3 separate regions of the Homo sapiens genome follow, and regions 2 and 3 are each linked to region 1. A link is a loop called in an ENCODE intact Hi-C map of the cell type or tissue named here. Cell type or tissue: ascending aorta. All regions are shown on one strand. Region 1 overlaps LINC02589 (long intergenic non-protein coding RNA 2589). Region 2 holds the start of TCEAL3 (transcription elongation factor A like 3). Region 3 holds the start of TCEAL4 (transcription elongation factor A like 4).

Region 1 (8,000 bases):
CATAAAGCTGTAGCTGTATCCCAGCCCTGACTCTACGTCCTGTGTTCCTCCAATGACCTTTCCCCCACCCCACATGCTACCTGAAGTCTAATTCAGGTCTGATCATTTTCATGTCTTCCAAATGTTGGGATGGCTTGAGAGTGGGACCACAACAGGGTCCCGGGCCTTCCCTCTGTGACAGGATGCCAGCATTATTACTTTCCTCACCCCTCTCCAAACTTTTTCACATTGTTCCACTTTGGGGAGCCTAAATGGCACAACATTCTGGGTGTCAGCATGACAATACTTATCAAAAGGTTACATAGGTGCATACACTAAGCACCAACAATTTCCTTTTTAAAAGTTTAACTTCAGGATGTAGTGAAGGATGTTGATAAGGGTCTGGTTATAAGGACTGCCATCCTAACAATACCCTCTCTTCACTGCTAGACCTGAATTTAGAAAGGGAGACCAAACAGGATGCAAAACCATGAAGAGGCAGAAGGAAGCAGAGGCAAGTGTGGTTGTCAGCACACACACACTTGCACACATTCACACACACTCCCCCACATTCATGCGCTAATTGGGTTCTATTATCACAATACTAGAATTTTTCTAAGACAGTTTGCTGTGTTCCAAGAGGACACATTCAGCTCAGTGCAAACAGCCACAGGAACTGTGCCCTTCAGCAGAGCACAGACCTTGAAAAGATGCCAGTGTAGATTAAAGGAAATATCAGGACACTCTGAATAACATAGGGTTGTGAAAATTGATTATGTCACATCCATAGGATGGAATTCTAGGAGGCAGTAAAAATAAGTTATAATGAAAACAATGATGAGAGATGATTTCTTGCCTAACCAGTTATCAATAATCAACATTATTTCCAGTGTGTGAGCAGACACTTTCATACCATATTAGTAGGAATATATATGAGTAATAATGTTATCATGTATTGTGTTAATATAAAACTTTATAGATTTCATAATAAAAGAGCATTTTGACAATCTCATAAAGAAATTCTTACAAATACATTTGCATATATGTGAGCAAGGATGTTATGTTTGCTACTGTTTATAATAAAACATGGTAAAGGAACTACATTTTTATCTCAAAGTGAAATAAATGTGGTACCATCCATAAGATGAAACATCCAGTTGATGGCAAAAATAAAAACTAAAATTATGTTGTAAAGTAATTTAAAATGTTATGGTAGACATGTATTTTCATGGAAAAATTGTCATAATAAAGTCAAAGGCAGGTTACAAAGATCATAAGTAGCCAGGATCCATTTTTGCTCATATCCATCTACAGCTATTTTTGCAGAGGACTCAAAGCATACAAATAAAAATAATATTTTTCTTGCTCCCACATAAAGCCTTCTCCTCAGCATAGTGAGAGGCTGCACTTTGTTTGGAGGCCATAAATATTCTTTTAGCCTGGAATTGCTCCATTTTCCATCCAGACTTCCAGAAAACTCCATAGAGTGGGCTTGGGCCAAACTGCTCCTTCCCACCTTCCTGCTCAGACGTAAAAGCTGCAGTTCAGGCTTCTGTCACGAGGGGGCACCAACGTACCTTCATAATCAAACCTCTACAAAGACGTTTACGCAATGAGCGAAAAAATAAAATACCCTCCACTAAAACCCAGTCTATGAACCTATGGACAGAATGATTCTAATTCTTCCAGAAAAAAATTGATAGGTGTAAAAGAACACTGCAAAAACATGTACTCCATGGCGTCTATACAATGAAACACCACGTACGAGGAGCGAGCCTTGGCAGTCCTTAGCAGGCTGGTGTAGCGCAAACCAGGGCAGCGGGAGGTGAGTGGAAGAGAATGGGGGCACTGGAATGGGGTCTGGACGGCTGTGTCCATAGCGTCCCGGAGAGGGCATGCCTGAGAGGAGGTCTGGGAAGCCTGTTCAGGTGTGGGGTAATGGAGAGTGAACAACCTACACCCTGGGAGGGACCACTCTACAGTATGGACACCTCAAACTGCACTAACAAAGGAAGAAATAAATCAATGAATGAGATGTGGATTTAGGGTCAACAGCAAATGGACCTGCTTTAATATACATGTGAATTTTCCAAAGAAAACTTACAGTAAACAAACAATTCCAAGACATTTGCCACTCTTTGAAAAATGTACTCTTTTTCATTAGAAAAAGGAAAATAATAATGGAGTTAGATATCACGTCGGGCCAGAGTCAGGATTGCAGCTCTGAGAGTTTCAGACTAGGGGGTTCATCAACTGGGAGGGACAGATGGAGGTTAGGAGCTTGGCTGAAAACTTCAGTATCAGCCAAAGTTTTCTGGAATTATTCACCTAATGGTAGCAATCTCCCTGTATCTTTCATTTTCCTGTATATCTAAAAGCAAGATTAGTTCTAGACCACCAACCTCTAAATTGAAGGTAAAACTGTACCTGTCAGTGTGTATTTGGAGTAATTTAGCTGGAGGAGACACAGATACAAACACACACACATGTAGAAACACAGTCAATTCGATTTTTATCTATTTTGTTTCACTATAAAATCGAATACATTGAATGTTTTCACAAATTAGTGAATACATGTATACAATTCTTTTGTCAGTCTCTTCATAAGGATTTTTTGTGTTCAAGTTTTTATCAAAATACTCTTCTCCTTAATATAAAGTTTCAAAAAATATGCAAAATTATACTCAAAAATAGGAATTTTATCCTGCATCTCTCACAGACCTGACTCCTGCCCCCTGACCCCAAAAGGTCTGCTGTCCCTAGGATGGCACATACTCTCCAGACGTGTCCCTGTGAGATGCACATAAACGCGTTCACCACCCCCCCCCACACACACACATTGTCTTCTCCAAAAGTGCAATCACAGTTCTCATCTTGTCATTTCCACTTATTATAATTTATCAGGATTTTAAAATATTTGCATCTTATTAGTTCTTGTGGTTTTTGCATATTTAATATGTTTATTGTCCATGTATATACTTATTTGAATTTTCTGTTGAAATCATTGCCAATTGTTTTGTTAATGAGTATGTTTCACAAATCACAGACACCAACCCAACATCTGAGACGTAGTTTGAAAATGTTTTCTCCCCTGTTTTAATACAATGGTTACTGGGTTTTTATCTTTCACTTGGAAAATGTTTTAAATTTCCATAATGGGACTTAATAATTATACATGTCATAATTGAAAAACAAAAAACATTCCAAAACACCTGGGGAGCACGTACTGTCAGCCTGGAGGGAGATTAGAGCATTCAGAAACCTGGAGGCATCAAGAGAAAATGATAAATCTTTAGAGTATTCCAGAGTTAGCTGCTGGTCAGGAGATAACAAAGTTTCTCCTGGATTGCAAAAACTCCCCTAAAGGCAGCACCCTGATCTGAATAATGGTCATAATAATGGGTACCTTGGATAGCAGTTAAGATTAAAGGAGGCTAGTTAAGGTGGTTCATGCCTGTAATCCCAGTGCTTTGGGATACCATGGAGGGAGGATCTCTTGAGGCCAGGAATTCAAGACAAGCCTGGGCAACATAGCAAGACCTTGTCTCTACCAAAAAAAGAAAAAAAAAAAGATTAAAGCAGATAAAATATAAAGTGCATTGGCTTACAGTAGTTCAGTGCATGTTACTTTCCTTCCCTCCAGCTCTCCTCTCCCAAGGCCAACACCTGAGCTTCTGCCTGAGCCCACTCGCCACCTCAGGGATCAGCCAACTCATGTGGCCCTACACCCAGGTCTCTTGGTACAAAGGACAAGATTTCATCTCCTCTGTCATCTTCATCACCCAGAGGGGTTGTGGAGTGGAGGACCCGTGGGGCCACAATAGCAGGGGAGTGGAATTTGGCCATTTTTCAAGCCCTGGAAGCCCATCTTCTAGAAGGGAAGCTGCCCAGGGTCCTCTAGGGAGGGCGAAGGATGGAACCTCATTCCAATCCTGCCACTTACCTGGGGAGATGACTTAGACTCTGTGAGCCTGAGTTAGTCATCTGTGAAATGGGACTGACCATACCATCCTTACAGAGCTGTCCTGAGGGGTTAATGAGAAAACCTGTGGAGAATATATAGCATGGAGTGGGACTTCAATGGCCCTTTAAATGCTGAGACACAGAAGTGGGGGCTGGCTGAGCCTCAGGGCTAAGGCAGGCATTGTAAAAAGTTATTTTTCATTGTTTCTCTCCTAATGAGAACACAGACATCCATATAAGGAAAGCAAATCTCTCTCTGATATGCCTTGAGTTCAAAGTTTTAGAGACAGAATGTTCTCTACATTCTTGGGTGTTTTCTAATCTCATAAAAGCTGTTCAGCATCATGCCTCTGAGCAGACCCAAATCCACTTCCCCATACTCAGAAGGAAAAAAAAATGATAGGGGTAAAAAACAAGACTGTAAAAACATATGCTCCAGGAAATCCATGCCATGAAACACCAGGTAGCTCTAGTGCATCTTGGCAGTCACCAGTCGTCATTGGTCAGTGCAGGGCAGGCAGGAGGTGGCTGAGAGTGGATGGGTCACTGATATAGGACCTGGGCAGCTTGTTCATAGTGTCCAGGAGAGAAGATGACTGAGAGGGGTTGGGAGAAGGCCTGGGAAGCCTGTACAGGGGTGCAGTAATGAAGAATGCAACACCCTGCTCTCTGGGAGGAACCTATCCACTTTATGGACACCTCAACCTACACCGTGGAGGGAAGAGATAAATTAATGAATATGATGTAGATTTGGGGTCAACAGCAAATGGACCTGCTTTAATATGTGAATTTTCCAAATAGAACTGGTGTCAGAGTAAACAAATCACTTCATAACATTTGTTACTCTTAGCAAAATGTACTCCCTTTTCATTAATAAAAGAACAAAAGACATGGAGATAGCTGTGATGCCTCCTGGTAGCCAAAGACAGGATTGCAGCATTGAGAGTCAGACCAGAGGCTCAGCAGGGAAGGGAGAGGGATTGAGGTTGGAAGTTAGCTTCACTATATCAGCCAGAGGTTTTTTTGAATTATTGATCTAATGATAGCAGTCTCCTTGTATTCATCATGTTCTAGGATATATAAAACTCAGATTGGTTGCAGCTCCCATCTGAATTAAAGATAATGCTACATCTGTGAGTGTGTATATGGGGTGACAGAGCTAGAGGACACACACACACACACAGATTCAATTAAATTTTTTATTTCTTTCATAATATAACACAATGAATTCTTTTTCAAATTAATGAAAATATGTGCATATTATCTTTGACAATCAGTTCAAAACTATCTTGTGTTCAAATTTTTATCAAAATATTTGTATTCCCAAATACTGAATTTTAAACAATATATGAGTACATTCATAAATTGAAATTAATCTGCACTCTCACTGGTCCAACTCCCACCCTTTGATTCCAAGGGGTCTACTGTCCCTAGGATGGTGCATACTCTCCAGATGTGCTCCTGTGAGGTGCACATGAACACATTCACACACACACGCGCACACACAAACACACACATATTGTCTGTTCCAAATGTGCAATCACGTCCTCATCTTTTGTATCTTGTTGTTTCCAATTATTATAAATTCTCAGGATTTTAAAATATTTGCATCTCATTAGTTCTTGTGGTTTCTGTGTTTTCTAATATTTATTGTTCACATATATACTTATTTGAATTATCTGTTGAAATTGTTGCCAATCATTTTGTTACTATGTTTCACAAATCACAGACACCAACCCAATATCTGAGATGTAGTTTGAAAATGTTTTCTCCCTTAATACAATTGTTACTGGTTTTTTATTTTTCATTTGGAAAGCATTTTAAATTTCCATAATGAGACTTAAAAAATTATACATGTCATAATTTAAAAAGAAAAAACTTTGGAAAATACCTGGGGAGCCCGTACTGTCAGCCAGGAGGGAGATTAGAGCATTCAGAGACCTGGAGGCATCAAGAGAAAATGATAAAACTTTAGAGTATTCCAGAGTTAGCAGCTGGTCAGGAGATAAAGTTTTCTCCTCGATTCACAAAAACTCCCCTAAAGGCAGCACCCTCATCTGAATAATGGGTACCTTGGATAGCAATTAAGATTCAAGGAGGCCAGGTGAGGTGGTACATGCCTGTAATCCCAGCACTTTGGAAGGCTGATGTGGGAGGATCACTTGAGGTCAGGAATTCAAGACAAGCCTGGGCAACATAGTGAGACACTGTTTCTACCAAAACAGACAAAAACAAAAAGATTAAAGGAGATGAAATATAGAGTGCATTTGCTTTCAGTAGTTCAGTGCATGTTACTTTCCTTCTCTCCTGCTCACCCGTCCCAAGGCCAACACCTGAGCTTCTGACTGAGCCCACTCACCACTTCAGGGATCAGCCAATTCATGCGGCCTAACAACCAGGTCTCTCAGCACAAGGGGCAGGATATCATCTCTCTGTCTTCTTCCTCACCCAGAGGGGCTGTGGAGTGAGGATGCATGAGGCCATAATAGCAGGGCAATGGAATCTGACCGTTTCTCAATCCCTGGATGCCCATCTTTTAAAAGGGAGGCTGCTCAGGGTCCTCTAGGGAGGGTGAGAGATGGAACCTCATTCCAGTCCTGCCACTTTAGGTGGTTTAGACTCTGTGAGTCTGAGCCTGATTATCTGTGAAATTGGACTGACCATACCATCCTTACAGAGCTGTCCTGAGGGGTTAATGAGAAAACCTCTTGAGAGTATATAGCAAGGAGTGGGACTTCAATGGCCCTTTAAATGCTGAGACACAGAAATGGGGGCTGGCTAAGCCTCAAGGCTAAGGCAGGCATTGTGAAAAGTTATTTTTCATTGTTTCTCTCCTAATGAGAACACAGACATCCATATAAGGAAGGCAAATCTCTCTCTGATATGCCTTGAGTTCAAAGTTTTAGAAACAGAATGTTCTCTACATTCTTGGGTGCTTCATAATCTCATAAAAGCTGGCCAACATCAGGCCTTTCAGCAGACCCAGTTCCCAATGCTGGGAACATGGGCATGTTTTTGAACTCACCTGGTGAGCTCAGATATCAATCACAGCAGAGAAGCAAGGTGTGGTATTTGCCTAAGGGCTGCTCCTGACTGCTCAGTATATGAATATATTTGCAGAAAAAAATGTGGCCCCATCCACAGTCATCAGTATAGGGGTCCTCAGATCATGCATTATCCAGCCACAGCACGCCAGAATTTCAGCTGCCTGCTGCCTCCCTGAGAGGTAAAAGTCCAAGAGTTATGAGCATTTCTTTCACACAGTTTTCCCACTTTTAATTACTAATAACTAAATCTGCATTGCACTCAAAGCCCATAGTATTCCAATGGAGGTGTCTCATTAACTCCATAATGAGATGGTAGTAGGGAAATAAATACGTGGGCAACTTCAAGGTTACATCTGAGATTAGAGAGCTCCTTTACATTAGTTTTTGAATGTACTTAAGTTTAAAGGAATTGAAGATTTTAAAATATCCCTCCTTAACCCCTTATTACCCATTCAGCAATAGGATATTTAATTCATTCTCTCTCTGTCTCTCCCTACCCCTCCTTCAAATTCAAGGTACCAAAAACAGTTCTCTACAGTCTCTGTTAACATCGTTCACTTTATTGACTCCTTATCCCCCTACCATGGCTTCTGTTCCTTGATTGCAACGAACAGGCTCTCCAAGATCACAAACCACCTTTTGTCACTAAGTCCAGTGTTTGCATAAATGTGTAACTATATTAAAATACTTAGTATTACTTTTAATGACCTCCTAAAATATGCTCACTGTGCAGACTGCTTTCACTTAACAAATTTGTGACAGCTTCCAGGCTCTGGAGCAACATGTACTGGACACAAATCCAAGCTGACCTACTCCTTAACTGTGTAGTCTTGGGCAAAGTCATTCTCTCTGTCCCTCAGTTTTTCGTCTATAAAACAGAGATTAGCCACAATATCTATCTCGTAAGGGAGCTATGAGCAGTGAATGACTCAATACATATAAAAATCACTTGGTACAAGAAATTTTAGTCAATTTAAAAATTTCTTTAATGTGTCACTGATATTACTATCT
Region 2 (8,000 bases), 72 kb after region 1:
AGCTCCTATTGGCCCATTGACAGTGGCCCAAAGTCACTGGCCTAGTGACTTTTCCTTTAGCTCTTTCTTCAAGTGGCCTCATGTGAAGAGGCTCTCTGCCTACCCAGAGAGCATATCATTCACCAAGGTGAAAGATCTTCCTCCTCTGATACCTAGCCCTTTTCTCTTAAAGAACACAGTAAAGTGTTAGACATCGGTAGGTCCCTGAGAAATAATTATTGACTCATCAGTGATCACAGGGAAGGAAGTTGAGTAGAGAAAATGGGAGATAACATAGGGACACATTGAGATAGTAGTCCTCATTCTAAGACCTAGGTTGGTTCTCAGGCTTGGCAGTAACCAGCTTGTGTAACCTTGAACAGTTTACTTAAATCTCTCTGAGCCTTGGGTTTCTCATTCATCTAATGGGGCAAAGACTCTTTACTCACAGGCTGTTGAGAGGGTACTTGGGATATCCCACTGTCCCACATAAAGCAGCTATCCCCGTGTAGGGCACATCCAGGCACTCAGTTAATAGTGAGGTTCCCAAAGGTCTCTAGAGGAAAGTATTGTTTCCTTGTGGTTGGCCTTTGTCTCCCTCATCCTGACATACCCCAGTAGATATACAAGAAATAATTATGATTGCCTTTTGTTGAGTGCCCAAGATGTGAAGATCTTGGTGTGTTACAGAGGTGATGTCAGCACATTAGGAGTGACTTACCCAAGGACACACAGTAGTGATGATTCTGTCTCTGGGGACTCAGAGAGGTCTCCTGACTCCAGTTTTCTGTCCAGACAGAAGAGGCATCCACAGTGCCTTGTGTTTCTGTGCCTCATATACCTGTGCTTCCCAGATGTTTATCTAGAAGTTAAAATAATGGGGCAGAAGAGCAGCTGATAGTGCAGTGTTTTTTTCCATCTCATAATCTATTGATCTGATATCACTGAAGCTCATATAGTATATATAGTTCCTCTTATTATATTTCCAAATGATGCCTCTGATAGCTATGCAATTTTTTTTTTTTTTTGAGACAGAGTCTCGCTCTGTCACCAAGGCTGGAGTGCAGTGGCGCGATCTCGGTTCACTGCAAGCTCCACCTCCTGAGTTCATGCCATTCTCCTGCCTCAGCCTCCAGAGTAGCTGGGACTACAGGCGCCCACCACCATGCCCGGCTAATTTTTTGTATTTTTAGTAGAGACAGGGTTTCACCATGTTAGCCAGGATGGTCTCGATCTCCTGACCTCATAATCTACCCGCCTCGGCCTCCCAAAGTGCTGGGATTACAGGCGTGAGCCACCGTGCCCAGCCAGCTATGCAAATTTTTATTGCAAAATCATGTCTTTTATGGGAGGTTGAAGGAACTATTTATTGAAGGTCTACTATGTGTTAAACACTTTATATAGCAATTGTTATTTATAATTCACAATAATCCTGATACAGAAAATCTTACTCCCATTTTCTAGAAGAGAAAACTAAAGTTCACAGAATTTTAGTAACTTTTCTAGGTTGACACAACTAAGAAGTGACAAAGCTGGTATTTTAGCTCTTGATCTCCACAGTAAGTAATTAGACTGGTTGCTATAGTATATGTTATATGGTGACCATGTGATGTCATGCACATAAAGGAATTCAACAACACCTGTTGATGAGGATGATAATAAACATGAAATAATCTCTCTTGGGTTTAGACACCTGGGTTGTGGTGTTCATATGAATTTAGTTAGAGCAAAAATTCAATGTATTGTACTCACTAAAGCCTAGCCCAGCTTTTGCACTAGGTTGAAATGCCATCTAATCTGTATATTAAAAGCTCATTAAAACCTAGGTGTGTAGAAGAGCATTCTTGTCTTTTCTTTGCTAAATTTCTATTTTTGGACCTGTGCCATACTGCTTGGATTATTACGAGCTCTCATATGTTAAACAACTAGAACCCCTTTATTGTGACTTTTATTAATTTCTTGCCTATCCTTTTCCATTTGATTTTTTTCAAGAGACCTTTGAAGGAAAATCTACCAAACTTCCAAATGCCGGCAGGGTTGGGGGCAGGAGTGATAAAATTCACAGCTTTACAAGACTGAATCATCCCATCCAGGAATCTGGCATCCTAACTGTCTAATTATCCAACAGGCACATTTCTTTTCAATTATTTCAAAATTCAGAATTTACTTTAGATCTTCAATAACTGCTAAAAGTTGATCTGAAAATAATCAGGCTAAAGACCAAGGCCCTTTTTAACCTGGCCTGTGGAGTGGTTTCTATATAAGAGGTAATTAGTGACCTACCTACTTCAAGTACTGTAATGAAGATGAAACAGAAAAAGGCAGTGGGACAATATGATATATATTAAGGAGAGCAAGACTTGAGGTAGCAAAACCAGAAAGGGATCTTCCACCATAGACCAGGAGTGGGGAGTTGTTTGCCTAAAAAAATGTAGCAAGAGTGGAGATGGAAGAAAAGTGGGAAAATCCAGATATTTAGAAGAGAAGGTCAAGATTACTTGGTGGGAGGGAGGAAGAGGGAATGAGGGATGATTCCCAGATTTCTTGCTTGGGCAACAGTGTGGGTTCTGGAGCCATCTATTAAGATAAGAGAAATGAAGAGGAGGGAGTTTTGTGTGTGGAAAAGATCAAGGAAGGATGGTAAAATCACTTGGGACATATTGCATTTGAGGTCCTTCAGGGACATTCAGGTGGATATATCTAATCGTTAATTAAAACGGATCTGAATCAAATTTATGCTGAAGTTCATGTAGAAAAACAAACATACAAGAATGTGTTGGAAAAAAGAGAATCTACTGAGGGGACCTAGCTCTACCAGATATATGAAATTATATATCCTCTATAATTCAACTGGTATATGGATAGCAAACAGACCAATGAAATAGAATAAAAAGCCCAGAAGGTTTTCCAAGTACATATGGATATTTGATATGTAATAAAGGTGGTATCTCAAATCCCTAAAGCAAAGATGGACTTTCTGATGCCAGAACAACTGAGAAACCGATTGGAAAAAGAAAACAAAAGATCCATCAATACTTTATGCCATACACAAATATAAACTCTAAATGTAAAGAAAACCATATGAATACTAGAAGAAAACATGGGTGAATGCTTCTTGGACCTTATGTAGGAAAAGATTTCTTAACTATGAATCGAAATCTAGAGGCAATAAAAGTTAAATAAATTTGACTACTTTTTTTAATGCATGGCAGAAAAACACCATAAACAAAGCCAAAAAGCAACTGACAAACTGGAGAGAAAATTGCAACATATATAACAGTTAATGTATTAAGAAAACTTGAAAATTGAGGTGAGAAGGACCAACAACCCACTAGAAAAATGTGGAAAAGACATGAACCGACAATTCACAAAGAAAGATATTTAAATTGTCCTTAAACACAGATAAGGCAAAATAAAATGCCATTGAGATATTACTTCTCAACTATCATATCAGTGAACATTTAAAAGTATGTCATAGGTTATGTTGGGAAGGGCATTGGGAAACAAAACACTCCCCTATATTTCTGATGGGAATGCAAAAATAGGTCTGAGATTCTGGGGAGGGAATAGCCTGGAGATGTAAATCTGGAAGTCATTGGTCTTTACTGGAAATGAATGAGATCAAACAGGGAGACAGAACTTGAGGACTGAGGAGAGAGGAGGCCCAGGACAGAACCCTAGGAACACTGCCACTCAAGGTGGCAGCTCAGCTTCCTGGCAGGCAGCACCACCCTGGGCTCTGGAGTCAGGCAGAGACAGTCTTGAAAGCGGGCTCTGGAGTTCTGGGGCTGAGCGCTCTTGGCAAAGTCGGGTACCCTCTTTGATCAGCTGTCACACCTGGCGATAATGGCATCAGAGAGAGATACCCTGCGAGGATGCCGTGAGATGCGCCAGGTAAAGCACCTGGGGTCAGAAAGCCACCCCCTCCTCCTCTTCTCCGTGACCCCCCTTTGCTACACAAACACACCCCGACCCCGACCGTCCCCAGCCTCCCGGTCCTTCGGGGTTGGATGGTGAGGTGGGTCAGGCAAGGGGGGCCGAGCTCGGGTGACGCGGCGCTCACGTGACCCGCCGGGCGCCTACGTGGGCACCAGCCCCCGCGCCCGCCCGCCCGCCCTGCGGTCCGGTCCTGGCGCCCGCGCAGAACCAGCTGTCTGAGCTGCCCGGGCAGCGGGGGAGCAGCGAGCGGGCTTCCGCGAGCCGGAGAAGGCACAGGCCTGTCCCGGGTCCCGGCAGGTCAGTGTGAAGGTGGGCGCTGCCGGCGGAACCACGGAAGGGGTGGAGGTGGCTGGCAGTAGGAGTAGGGAGGGGCGGAGAAAGGATCCGGGAGACTGGTGAGGAGGGGGAAGCGGAGCGGTCGGAGGCAAGGGCGGGGGAGCCTGGCCCGCCTTCTCGACGACCCCCTGCACTGAGCCGTCCATCCATTTTAGTACTGGAAATGGAGTACGGGGGGGCAACCCCGCAGTGCAACAGTGAAACGTAGACATATTCTGGAAATAACCGCCTCTCACAATCTGCTCCCATGGAAACATCTGACCTCCGCAAAAACGGGGTGGCGCTGGGACAGGTTGCCTCCAGGGGAAGGGGACACAGAGACAAACGCAGTTTGGAAAGCATCCTGGTTTGGTGCCCGAGGCCTGGAAAGAAATGGCGGCTGGGGTGCGGGGGATGTAGGGGAGGAAAACGTTGGGTAAGCAGGGCCTGGACTCAGGAAAGGGAACCGAGTCCCTGTGAGACCGCTGACTGCGCAGCCCCTACCCCTGTCTCCTGTCTGTCCGCAGGTCTGCGCGTCTGTTCCCAGCGCTCTGCGAGGCCTAAAAAGGAGGAGCAACCTGTCCAGAATCCCTGCAGGTCTGTGAAGGTGGTTGTGGGGGAGCTCAATGGACAGGGCCCTATAAGGGTTGAGAGTGTGGAGGGCCCGGCCAGGGCCGAACTGGGGCCCCTGCCCATCCCCCACTCACATGAACACACACCTTACCAGGCTGAACCAGTGCAGAGAAGGTGGCAGGGACTGCCAGGGAATGGCTGGCTCACGTGTGTGGGAGGAGTGGCAGGCTACGTGGTGGGCAGAAGGCCCTCTTGGGGGCCCTGCCAGCTTAGGGGAACCCTCACCAGGGGTGAGATGCAAGTACTATCCAGACCTGCATTCCACCCCATGCCCTCAGTCTCCCATGTCTCTTATTTGTCTCCTCTTCCCTCCATTCCCATCCCCCAGGACAGGAAAAGGAGGGGAAATCTCGACATGGAAAAACCCTACAATAAAAATGAAGGAAACCTGGAAAACGAGGGAAAGCCAGAAGATGAAGTAGAGCCTGATGATGAAGGAAAGTCAGACGAGGAAGAAAAGCCAGACGTGGAGGGGAAGACAGAATGCGAGGGAAAGAGAGAGGATGAGGGAGAGCCAGGTGATGAGGGACAACTGGAAGATGAGGGAAGCCAGGAAAAGCAGGGCAGGTCCGAAGGTGAGGGCAAGCCACAAGGCGAGGGCAAGCCAGCCTCCCAGGCAAAGCCAGAGAGCCAGCCGCGGGCCGCCGAAAAGCGCCCGGCTGAAGATTATGTGCCCCGGAAAGCAAAAAGAAAAACGGACAGGGGGACGGACGATTCCCCCAAGGACTCTCAGGAGGACTTACAGGAAAGGCATCTGAGCAGTGAGGAGATGATGAGAGAATGTGGAGATGTGTCAAGGGCTCAAGAGGAGCTAAGGAAAAAACAGAAAATGGGTGGTTTTCATTGGATGCAAAGAGATGTACAGGATCCATTCGCCCCAAGGGGACAACGGGGTGTCAGGGGAGTGAGGGGTGGAGGTAGGGGCCAGAGGGGCTTACACGATATCCCATACCTTTAATGCCTTTGGCCTTCCATTCTGATTTCTCTGATGAGAATATTGCTGGCCCTGCTTTCCCTGGTAGGTATTTGCCAGGCCCAATGCTTTAACCTTAAGCTGATACTTTGCTTTAGATGTCAGTCTCGTTACCAGCAGCCTTTTGACCCAACTACGGCGCTCTATATTTTAGTAGAGGATTTTCACCCATGTGCATGGAAAAGATGTTCATGGTACATTGTAAAAAAATAAAATTAAAATTAAAAAAAGTTTGCAGAACCGCATATACAGTATCAGCCCGTTTTTATAAAAATGTAAATGTTTGCATAATGCATTTGTGCACAAAGAAAACTCTGAAAGCATGTACACTAAAAAGCAGCCAATGGTTATTCCTGAATGGTATCCAAAAATGAGTTCAATCACTTGCTGGGTAGGTACCTCCATGCCATTCTGCTGTTGTTGTGCCCATCCTCATGTCTTCCCTAGGTGTAACTACGTGAGTGGGCACTGCTACCCCTTCTCCTGGGTCCTTTACCATCCTATGGCTCCCCCATAGGATGCGATTCTTTTTCTTTTCTTTGCTCTCACTCATCTCTACCTTTTCTTAAAGGATATGTCCTTTTGTCATAACAATAATTTTAAAAACTAAACGAGAAAACAATACATAAACAATTGAACTGTTCAATGAGCTTATGAGGGTAATAAAGACACTTAAAATTTCTGTTGCCAGAACATAAAATGATAAGTAAAATTCATATTACCTCTGAGACTAACAGCTAGAGGTATCAACCTGGCAGTTATAACAAATCCATTGCTGTAAGGGTCAGTCTTGCCATCTGTGAAATGGGGATAATACTTATCTCACAGGACTGCCCAGTGGATCAGATGAGGTATTGAACATGTGAGCTGTCCTTACAGGAGCAGGACCCAGCACCCTGTCAGACACTTAAAAGAAGAGCTGAAGGTAGGTTTCACCTGTCCCCAGGAACAACTCCAAGCAGCTGAGTAGAGGGTGCCATCCTTCTCTGGATACTATCATATCTGCTGGGCACTTCTGTTCTGCTATGCCCTGTATATGTACTGTCTGCTGACAGCCACTGATATAATGGAGTACTCATGGTGACAAAGCCCTTCTGATTCCCTACAGTCCCCAAAGGGCCACAGTCCCAATTGCAGGTGGTTCTACTCTAGGGCTTCTTGGAGCCCACTGTATTACACAGTTCTTAGCAAAGTAGCCATTAACATTTTTAGTTCATTTTATATTTGCTTACAGCTTCATTTCTCTTCTTAGGATTTGAGACATTTTGGGTCTACTTGGGACTGTGTCCTGAGTCTAACCTATTGGCTAGATAATGAACTGTGTTTGCACCAAACACCCTACCCCAGTACCACAGGTGAACCCTATCTAAATTTTTATACCTTTCTAAGTGTGAGTTTTCTCTAAAAAGCCTCATTGACTGGCCTACTATACAAAATCAAGGGACTTATCCATATATAATCACAGAGATAACCCTGTGTGAAACATCCCTTCCCATTCTAAACCACTTGCAACTGAAAGAGGTACAGTGCTCTTAAAAATATTAAAAACTCTTAGGCATTTTTATTTAGCCCACCAGTATATTCCCTTATCAAAACAGACTTTTAAAAAATTCATCCTGATATCCGTTGCACTGTACTTGACACATATATTTAACAATTACTTGATTATGACTGAGTCAGGAGCCTTGAGTTTTTGACCCAGTGTATCCTTGGGCAAGTAATTTCACTTGTCAAAAATACAACTTGAAATTCAAAAATAAATAATACAGGAGAAGTGATAATTCTAAATCCAGCTCATAAACCATTTTAACAATGTATAAAAATGATTTTTTTCAAAATACGTTCAAAATATGTTAAACGACTCCCTGGGAACCTCCCTGGTCCCTGGCACAAACCCAGAATTTCTAGGAATATGGCTCTAGAACCTGCAATTTCCACAAACTCCCCAGGTGATTCTGATGTACAGTGAAGTTTTACACATTGCATGATCTCAATTACATTAAATATAAACCATAAAAAAGTAGGAGGAAGTATAAGGAAATGTTTATCTGAATTCAGTAGGCACAAAGCACATATGTACCAACATGTTTTAAAAAATCAAACTATGTGCTAGATTTGTACATTGACAACTACAAAACATTGATGAGAGAAATTAAGATTT
Region 3 (8,000 bases), 50 kb after region 1:
TCAGGATATAAAATCAATGTGCAAATATTGCTAGCATTCCTATATACCAACAATAGGCAAGCTGAGAGCTGAATAATAAATGAACTTCCATTCACAATTGCTACAAAAAGAATAAAATTCCTAGGAATATAGCTAACAAGGGAAGTGAAGGACCTCTTCAAGGAGAACTACAAACCACTAATAAAGGAAATCAGAGAGGATTTCAGTGAGGACCCAAACAAATGGAAAACATTCCATTCTCATGGATAGAAAGAATCAATATCATGAAAATGGCCATACTGCCCAAAGAAATTTATAGATTCAATGCTATTTCCATTAAACTACCATTGACATTCTTCACAGAATTGAAAAAAACTATTTTAAAACTCATATGGAACCAAAAAAGAGCCCAAATAGCCAAGACAATCCTAAGCAAATAGAACAAAGTTGGAGGCATCACACTACCTGACTTCTAACTATACTACAAGGCTACAGTAAACAAAACAGCATGGTACTGGTACAACAACAGACATATAGACTAACAGAACATAATAGAGAACTCATAAATAAGACCACACACCTAGAACTATCTGATCTTCAATAAATCTGACAAAAACTAGCAATGGGGAAAGGATTCCCTATTTAATAAATAGTGCTGGGAGAAATGGCTAGCAATATGCAGAGAATTGAAACTGGACCCCTTCCTTATACCATATATAAATATTAACTCAAGATGGATTAAAGACTTAAATGTAAAACCCAAAACTACAAAAACCCTATTAGAAAATCCTAGGCAATACCATTCAGGACATAGGCACAGGCAATTGCAACAAAAGCAACAATTGACAAATGAGATCTAATTAAACTAACGAGCTTCTACACAGCAAACAAAACTCATCAGAGTGAACAGACAACCTACAGAACGGGATAAAATTTTTGCAATTTATCCATCTGACAAAGGTCTAATATCCAGTCTCCAAGAAGCTTAAACAAATTTACAAGAAAAAAACAGCCCATTAAAAAGTAGGCAAAGACATGAACACACACTTCTCAAAAGAAGACATACATGAGGCCAAAAAACATGTGAAAAAAACCTCAACATCACTGATAGAGAAATGCAAATCATAACCACAATGATATACCATCTTAAGCTAGTCAGAATGGCTATTATTAAAAAGTCAAAAAACAACAGATGCTGGTGAGGCTGCAGAGAAAAAGAAACACTTTTACACTGTTGGTGGGAGTATAAATCAGCAACCATTGTGGAAGACTGTGGCGATTCCTCAAAGACCTGGAACCAGAAATATCATTTGACTGAGCAATCTCATTACTGGGTATATACCCAAAGGAATATAAATCATTCTGTTATAAGGATACATGCACCCGTATGTTCATTGCAGCACTAATCACAATAGCAAAGATATGGAATCAACTGAAATGCCCATCAATGATAGACTAGATAAAGAAAATGTGGTACATATACACCATGGAATACTATGCAGCCATAAAAAGGAATGAGATCATGTCTTTTGCAGGCACATGGATGGAGCTAGAAGCCATTATTCTCAGCAAACTAATGCAGGAACAGAAAACCAAACACCATGTGTTCTCACTGGGAGCTGAATGATGAGAACACATGGACACATGTCAGGGAACAACACACACAGGGGCCTGCTGGGGGCAGGGAGGGAGAGCATAAGGAAGAATAGCTGGTGGCTGCCAGGCTTAATACCTGGGTGATGAGATGATCTATACAGCAAACCACCATGGCACATGTTTATCTACATAACAAACCTTCACATCCTGCACATGTGCCCCTGAGCTTAAAATAAAAGTTGAAGAAAGAAAATTATCATTGTGGGTAACTATTAGAAGTGAAATTACTGGCACAAAAGATCAAATATTAATTTTTTTTTTTGAGACGAAGTCTCACTCTGTCGCCCAGACTGGAGTGCAATGGCGTGATCTCGGCTCACTGCAACCTCTGCCTCTCGGGTTCAAGCAATTCTCCTGCCTCAGCCTACCGAGTAGCTGGGATTACAGGCGCCCACCACCACGCCCAGCTAGTTTTGGTATTTTTAGTAGAGATGGGGTTTCACCATCCTGGTCAGGCTGGTCTTGAACTCCTGACCTCAGGTGATCCACCCGCCTCAGCTTCCCAAAGCGCTGGGATTACAGGTGTGAGCCACCGTGCCTGGCCGATATTTTTATTTTTAAATAATTTACAAAGTTGATCTTCAGAAAAATTTCACCAACATATTCAATAAGAGCAGGGGAGAGTGCATGTGTCCCCAGTCCTTCAACAAATCTGTTAAAAATTTTCATGTAATCTAATCTATCAGCATTTGTCTCTTTGTTGTACAGTCACACTGCGTATCGATTGGTCAACGACAACGGACAGCATAGAATACGATAGGCTATAGTATGTAGCCTAGGAGTGTAGTAGGCTATACCATATAGATTTGTATAACTACACTCTACGATGTTCGCACCACCACGAAATTGCCTGATGCATTTCTCAGAACATATCCCCGTTATTAAGTGGCACGTGACTATAAAGGCCTTCCACACCAAAAGCTTATGTGGAGATAAACGGAGTCTACCCATAAGAGAACAAACAAGTGCTACTTATTCACAGCTTTTTTATAGCAAGGAAGTCAAGCCACCATCATTTGAGTCTGGCAGAGATTCAAAGACAGGCAGGGGAGTGGGAAAGCTTTATAGTGGAAAACAAAAACACAAAGACTTCAGCTACGCTCTGATTGGATGTTGTTGACGTGAGGAAGCTAGAGGCAGGCCAACTAGAGGCAAGCATCCTATGTGATTGAATATGGGTTCATATTTGGGTTTTTCTTGTTTGTCATCAGGTCAAAAAAATTAAAAAGGCCAGAAAGGCTAGCAAATTGATTAAAGTCCTGAACATTTCTGCAGATGCTATACTTTGGCTTTTTGAGCTGCTTGCAGCAAAGGTTGTGGGTCACAGTTCTATTTTCGTATGTGGTCTGGTCATTGTATATTCAGTTTCTCACTTAAGATAAATTAATCGTTGTTTTATTTTGCTTCAAATATAACTTTATTTTTTATTCATTTGAAAATTTATGTTTGTACATGTCAGGAAAAAGGGACAATTTCATTTATTTTGGAAAATTTTTCTTAAGTTTTTTCTAAAGGGCAATATTCTATTCTTTATACAGTACTTAAGTTCACATTCATACGATTTTATCGGGTGGGTCTACGTTATTTCAGTGGAATTTAAGAGCAACATTATCAAGACTCCTCTTCTGGACCGCCCAACTCATTAAAAAAAAAACTGTGATTTTCATTAAGATTCTTTCTTTGATTAATTTCTTAACAAGAAAAAAAGGACAAAAGGGCCCAGGGAGGTAAGAGGGTACCTGCTGGAGAGGTGGTGGGTGGCTGGAAGCGGCTGGCTAGGAGGCGGGGCGTGGGGCGGTGGAACTCCTGGGCTGCGGCATTCACGTGATCTGCACGGGCGCAGATGTAGGCACCGGTCCGAGTGCCTGCCCTCTGTCCCCGCGGCTGGGTCTCGTCTGCTCCGGTTCCTGGGCTCCTAATTCTTGGTCCAGCTTCTTCCAGGTCAGTGTGCGGGCCTTCCACGCTGCCAGCGGAACACTGGAATGGCGGAAGGGGAACGGGTACGGCAGGGGGAAAGGCTGGGGGTGGGGTCGGGTCGAGTCGAGGGAAGCTGGCCCGAGTGTGGACAGAGATGGCGGTGGGAAAACGGCTAGGGGTGGCTGAGGGGGAGCACGTAGGCAGTGGGCAGAGGGTGAGGAAGGCGAGCACCCCCAAGTATCCATGCTCGCTTTCCAGGCACATCCTCTTCTCTGCCCTCCGTCCATTTTGGAGCCGGAGATGGTGGGCTGGGGCCGCCCCAGTAGTGAGACAGTGGAAGTAAACCCCATCTGCCGTTCCCGTGCGTAGAGAAAAACGTTGACCGCGAGGCTGGGGAGGAGAGTTGCCTCTGAGGAAGAAGGGCACAGAGACCCAAAATTAGTTTGGAAAGCATCCTGATTTGGTGCCCGAGGCCTGGAAAGAAATGGCGGCTGGGGTGCGGCGGAGGTAGGGGAGGAAAACGTTGGATGAGAAGGGCCTGGACTCAGGAAAGGGAACCGCGTCCGTGTGAGCCCGCTGAGCGCGCAGACCCTGCCCCTGTCTCCTGTCTGTCTGCAGGTCTGCGCGTCTGTTGTTCCCAGCGCTCTGCGAAGCCTGAAAAGGAGGAGCAACCTGTCCAGAATCCCCGCAGGTCCGTGAAAGTACGGGGCTGCATGGACAGGGGCCCACAAGGGTTGAGAGTGTGGAGGGCCCGGCCAGGGCCGAATTGGGGCCTTTCCCATTCCCCCACCCACATGAACACACACCTTACCAGGCTGAACCAGTGCAGAGAAAGTGGCAGAGCCTGTCAGGCAATGGCTGGCTCACGTGTGTGGGAGGAGTGGCGGGCTACGTGGTGGGCAGAAGGCCCTCTTGGAGGCCTGGCCAGCTTAGGGGAACCCTCATCAGGGGTGAGATGCAAGTACTATCCAGACCTGCATTCCACCCCATGCACTCAGTCTCCCATGTCTCCTCTTTGTCTCCTCTTTCCTCCACCCCCATCCCCCAGGACAGGAAAAGGAGGGGAAATCTCGACATGGAAAAACTCTACAGTGAAAATGAAGGAATGGCTTCAAACCAAGGAAAGATGGAAAATGAAGAACAGCCACAAGACGAGAGAAAGCCAGAAGTAACTTGTACTCTGGAAGACAAGAAGTTAGAAAACGAGGGAAAGACAGAAAACAAGGGCAAAACAGGAGATGAGGAAATGTTAAAGGATAAAGGAAAGCCAGAGAGTGAGGGAGAGGCAAAAGAAGGAAAGTCAGAGAGGGAGGGAGAGTCAGAGATGGAGGGAGGATCAGAGAGAGAGGGAAAACCAGAGATAGAGGGAAAGCCAGAGAGTGAAGGAGAGCCAGGGAGTGAAACAAGGGCTGCAGGAAAGCGCCCAGCTGAGGATGATGTACCCAGGAAAGCCAAAAGAAAAACTAATAAGGGGCTGGCTCATTACCTCAAGGAGTATAAAGAGGCCATACATGATATGAATTTCAGCAATGAGGACATGATAAGAGAATTTGACAATATGGCTAAGGTGCAGGATGAGAAGAGAAAAAGCAAACAGAAATTGGGGGCGTTTTTGTGGATGCAAAGAAATTTACAGGACCCCTTCTACCCTAGAGGTCCAAGGGAATTCAGGGGTGGCTGCAGGGCCCCACGAAGGGACATTGAAGACATTCCTTATGTGTAGTGTCCCTGGCAGGCATTTACCAGGCCATGTGCTTTAACGTTACGGTAATACTTTACTTTAGGCATCCCTCCTGTTGCTAGCAGCCTTTTGACCTATCTGCAATGCAGTGTTCTCAGTAGGAAATGTTCATCTGTTACATGGAAAAAATGTTGATGGTGCATTGTAAAATTAAAAAACACAACTTGCAGAACCAAATATATGGCATCAGTACATTTTTGTAAAACTACAAAGATACTTACCTAGTAATATAGTATAGAAAACAATTCTGAAAGCTGTGTCCACTAAAAGATTAACAGTGGTTATCTCTGGGTGATTTTTTCTGTTCTTTTTTGTTCATCTGTCCATTTTTCTCCTAAAAACAGATTTCTTTAGTCATAAAAATAATAAAATATAAAGTATTGGAAAACAGTGAATATTTGAATTTCATTCATTTGAATAAGCATTCAAATGAACTGCCCAGTGAACTTATAAAGACAGTGGATATACTTAAAATTCTTGTGAGGACATAAAATGATAGGTAAAAGTTGCATTACCTCTGGGACTGGAAGCTGGAGGAGTCAACTCGATGGTTATTACAGAGCCATTGCTGTAAGGGACAGCCTTGACATCTGTGAAATGGGGATAAAATTAGCCTAGACATGTGGAGAAGATCAAATGAGGTATTGAGTGTGTGAGCTGTGTTAGGCTGGCTCCTACTCTCTCCCCTTGCACTAGCAGAACCAGTGCCCAGTCAGATACTTGGGAAGGGCTGAAGGAGGGTCTCACCTGTGCCCAGAAATAAGTCCAGACAGCTGAGAGATGGGTGCCACTCTTCCTGGGTAATGCCATACTTGAAAGGTAGTGTGCCCCTTCTCATGGATCCTGCACCCTCCTAAGGCCCCAGCTGCTGCTGGTGGGCTGAAGACCATGATGGACTAAGCAACACTGTCCCAACAGAAAAGTGGAGAATTCCCTCTCTACCTACAATAGAATTATCCTAACTCAGGTTGTTAGTACCCAATTGTCACTTGGGCCTTGATGTTTTATGAAGTTTTTACAAAACACTGCTTTCCATGTTTTTTGTTGATTTGTGTATATTTTTGCATATAGCCGTTTCCACCGGATTTAGATAGTGGAGATTGAGCCAGGAGGAAAAGCTGAGTGACGAGATGGTGTGCTATTCTCATTTGTTAATCTCTAGTCTGCTAACACTTTTTTCTTAGGAATTGTCTCCCAGGAAATTTCTGTTAAGCCCTGCTTTACTATTTCAACAGACCCATCTACCTATGTGATTTTTTCCCCCTGGCTCTTGAGTAGCTTTTTATTTCCTTACAGTATTTTTTTTTAATAAACTTTTAGGATGGTTTTAGATCTACACAATTATTGCAAAGATAGTACAGAGTATCCCATATGCACTGTCCCCTATTATTAACATCTTACATTAGTATGGTACATTTGTCACTGTTAACCAATATTGATACATTATTATTAACTAAAGTACGTACTTTATTTGGATTTCCCTTAATGTCCTTTTTCTGTTCCAGGATCCCATTCAGGTTACATTTAGTCGTCATGTCTCCATAGGCTCCACTTAGCTGTGAGAGTTTTTCAGACTTTGCCTGTTTTTGATGACCTTGACACTTCTACGAAGTATTGGTCAGGTATTTTGTATAATGTCCCAAAACTTGGGTTTGCTTGTCTTGTGATTACACAGGCATTATGTGTTTTGGGAAGAAGACCAGAGGTAAAATGCCATTCTCATCATATAAAGGGGACATACCATCAATATATTTACCACTGTTCTTATCCTTGGTAACCTGACTGAAGTAGTGTTTGTCAGGTTTCTCCAAGGTTAAGTTTTATTTTTCCCTTTCCATACTGTATTCTTTGGAATAAAGTCACTATTGGCAGCCCACACTTAAGGAGTAGGGCATTATTACCTCCTTGAAGGCAGAGTATTGACAAAAATTATTTGGAATCCTTCTGCAGAGGATATTTGACTCTTATTCCCCACTTATTTATATATTCAGTTTATTTGTATCAATGTAGACTCATGACTATTTTATACTTTGGATTAACGCAATACTACTTTACATGTTTTTGCTCAAATTGTTCCAGCTTTGGTCATTGGGAGCTTTCAGTTGGCTCCTGTATTCATTTGACACGCTTCCATTGTTATGTTGTAGAGGGTTTTTTTTTTTTTTTAGTATTTACTTACATTCTGGCACTACAAGATGCTATAGCTTTATCTTTCATATTGCCCAAGTCCTAGAATTAGCCATTTCTCCAAGTAGCCCTGGTATCTTATGTTGGAGAATGGTGTTAGAAAAACAAGATCTGGGTGCTAGACATACTGATTGCTGCTGAAATATAATTGCTTCTAGGCCCTCTCAGTTGACATAGCAAAAAGATATATGTGTATATAATACCCATACATATATAAAGTATTTATGGAAATATAAATATTTCTGTATATAACCATCTGTATTTATATAAGGCTAAACATAAATTTATACTAGTGTCTCCAACTACAGTCTATTACTGCATGGATCATTCTAGCCTCCCCTTGCTTATTTGTAACCTTCTACTCCAACTGTGAGAAACCTGTCTCCTACTATCTGCCATCCATTTTACTAATTGTTTATTAATTATATAAATATATAGTGGCTTCAAAATTGTAAACCTGTGCCCCTGTGGAAAACAACTTTATCAACTGGAGTAGAGTGCTATGTACAGTTCCTTTTGC

What was found. Hi-C counts contacts between places; a loop is a spot of excess contacts. Peaks named below come from ENCODE experiments on the same cell type or tissue, not always from the same donor. Only the 100,000 strongest peaks of a DNase experiment are listed, where the experiment ranks them.
Region 2: a loop joins it to region 1, with 2.6 times the contacts of the local background. A loop is called at or near these places in 2 of 110 quality-filtered maps.
Region 3: a loop joins it to region 1, with 3 times the contacts of the local background. A loop is called at or near these places in 5 of 110 quality-filtered maps.

What each region holds. Positions count from the first base shown.
Region 1 is chrX:103,532,074-103,540,073 of GRCh38, forward strand. It overlaps LINC02589 (long intergenic non-protein coding RNA 2589), which reads right to left. Exons shown (of 6, transcript NR_131237.1): 2 at 6,968-7,161; 3 at 6,063-6,155; 4 at 5,834-5,883. Among named protein-coding and RNA genes, the nearest start is that of RAB40A, 17 kb to the left of the region's middle. RefSeq lists an enhancer at 1,594-1,663. In ascending aorta, a CTCF peak has its summit at 1,540 (motif pointing right); DNase peaks (open chromatin) are centred at 1,528, 4,088, 4,464 and 6,980; H3K4me3 peaks cover 783 bases; H3K27ac peaks cover 5,411 bases.
Region 2 is chrX:103,603,844-103,611,843 of GRCh38, forward strand. TCEAL3 (transcription elongation factor A like 3) reads left to right here and starts at 4,120. Exons shown (of 3, transcript NM_032926.3): 1 at 4,120-4,215; 2 at 4,761-4,830; 3 at 5,195-6,084. The coding sequence starts at 5,222. The coding sequence ends at 5,824. RefSeq lists silencers at 4,015-4,244, 4,275-4,444. In ascending aorta, no CTCF peak of the experiment used is centred here; DNase peaks (open chromatin) are centred at 4,088 and 4,598; H3K4me3 peaks cover 2,959 bases; H3K27ac peaks cover 2,326 bases; H3K27me3 peaks cover 394 bases.
Region 3 is chrX:103,582,049-103,590,048 of GRCh38, forward strand. It overlaps TCEAL4 (transcription elongation factor A like 4), which reads left to right and starts at 3,467. Exons shown (of 3, transcript NM_001006935.3): 1 at 3,467-3,576; 2 at 4,171-4,243; 3 at 4,601-5,681. The coding sequence starts at 4,628. The coding sequence ends at 5,275. RefSeq lists an enhancer at 3,387-4,100. In ascending aorta, no CTCF peak of the experiment used is centred here; DNase peaks (open chromatin) are centred at 3,533 and 4,281; H3K4me3 peaks cover 4,171 bases; H3K27ac peaks cover 2,996 bases.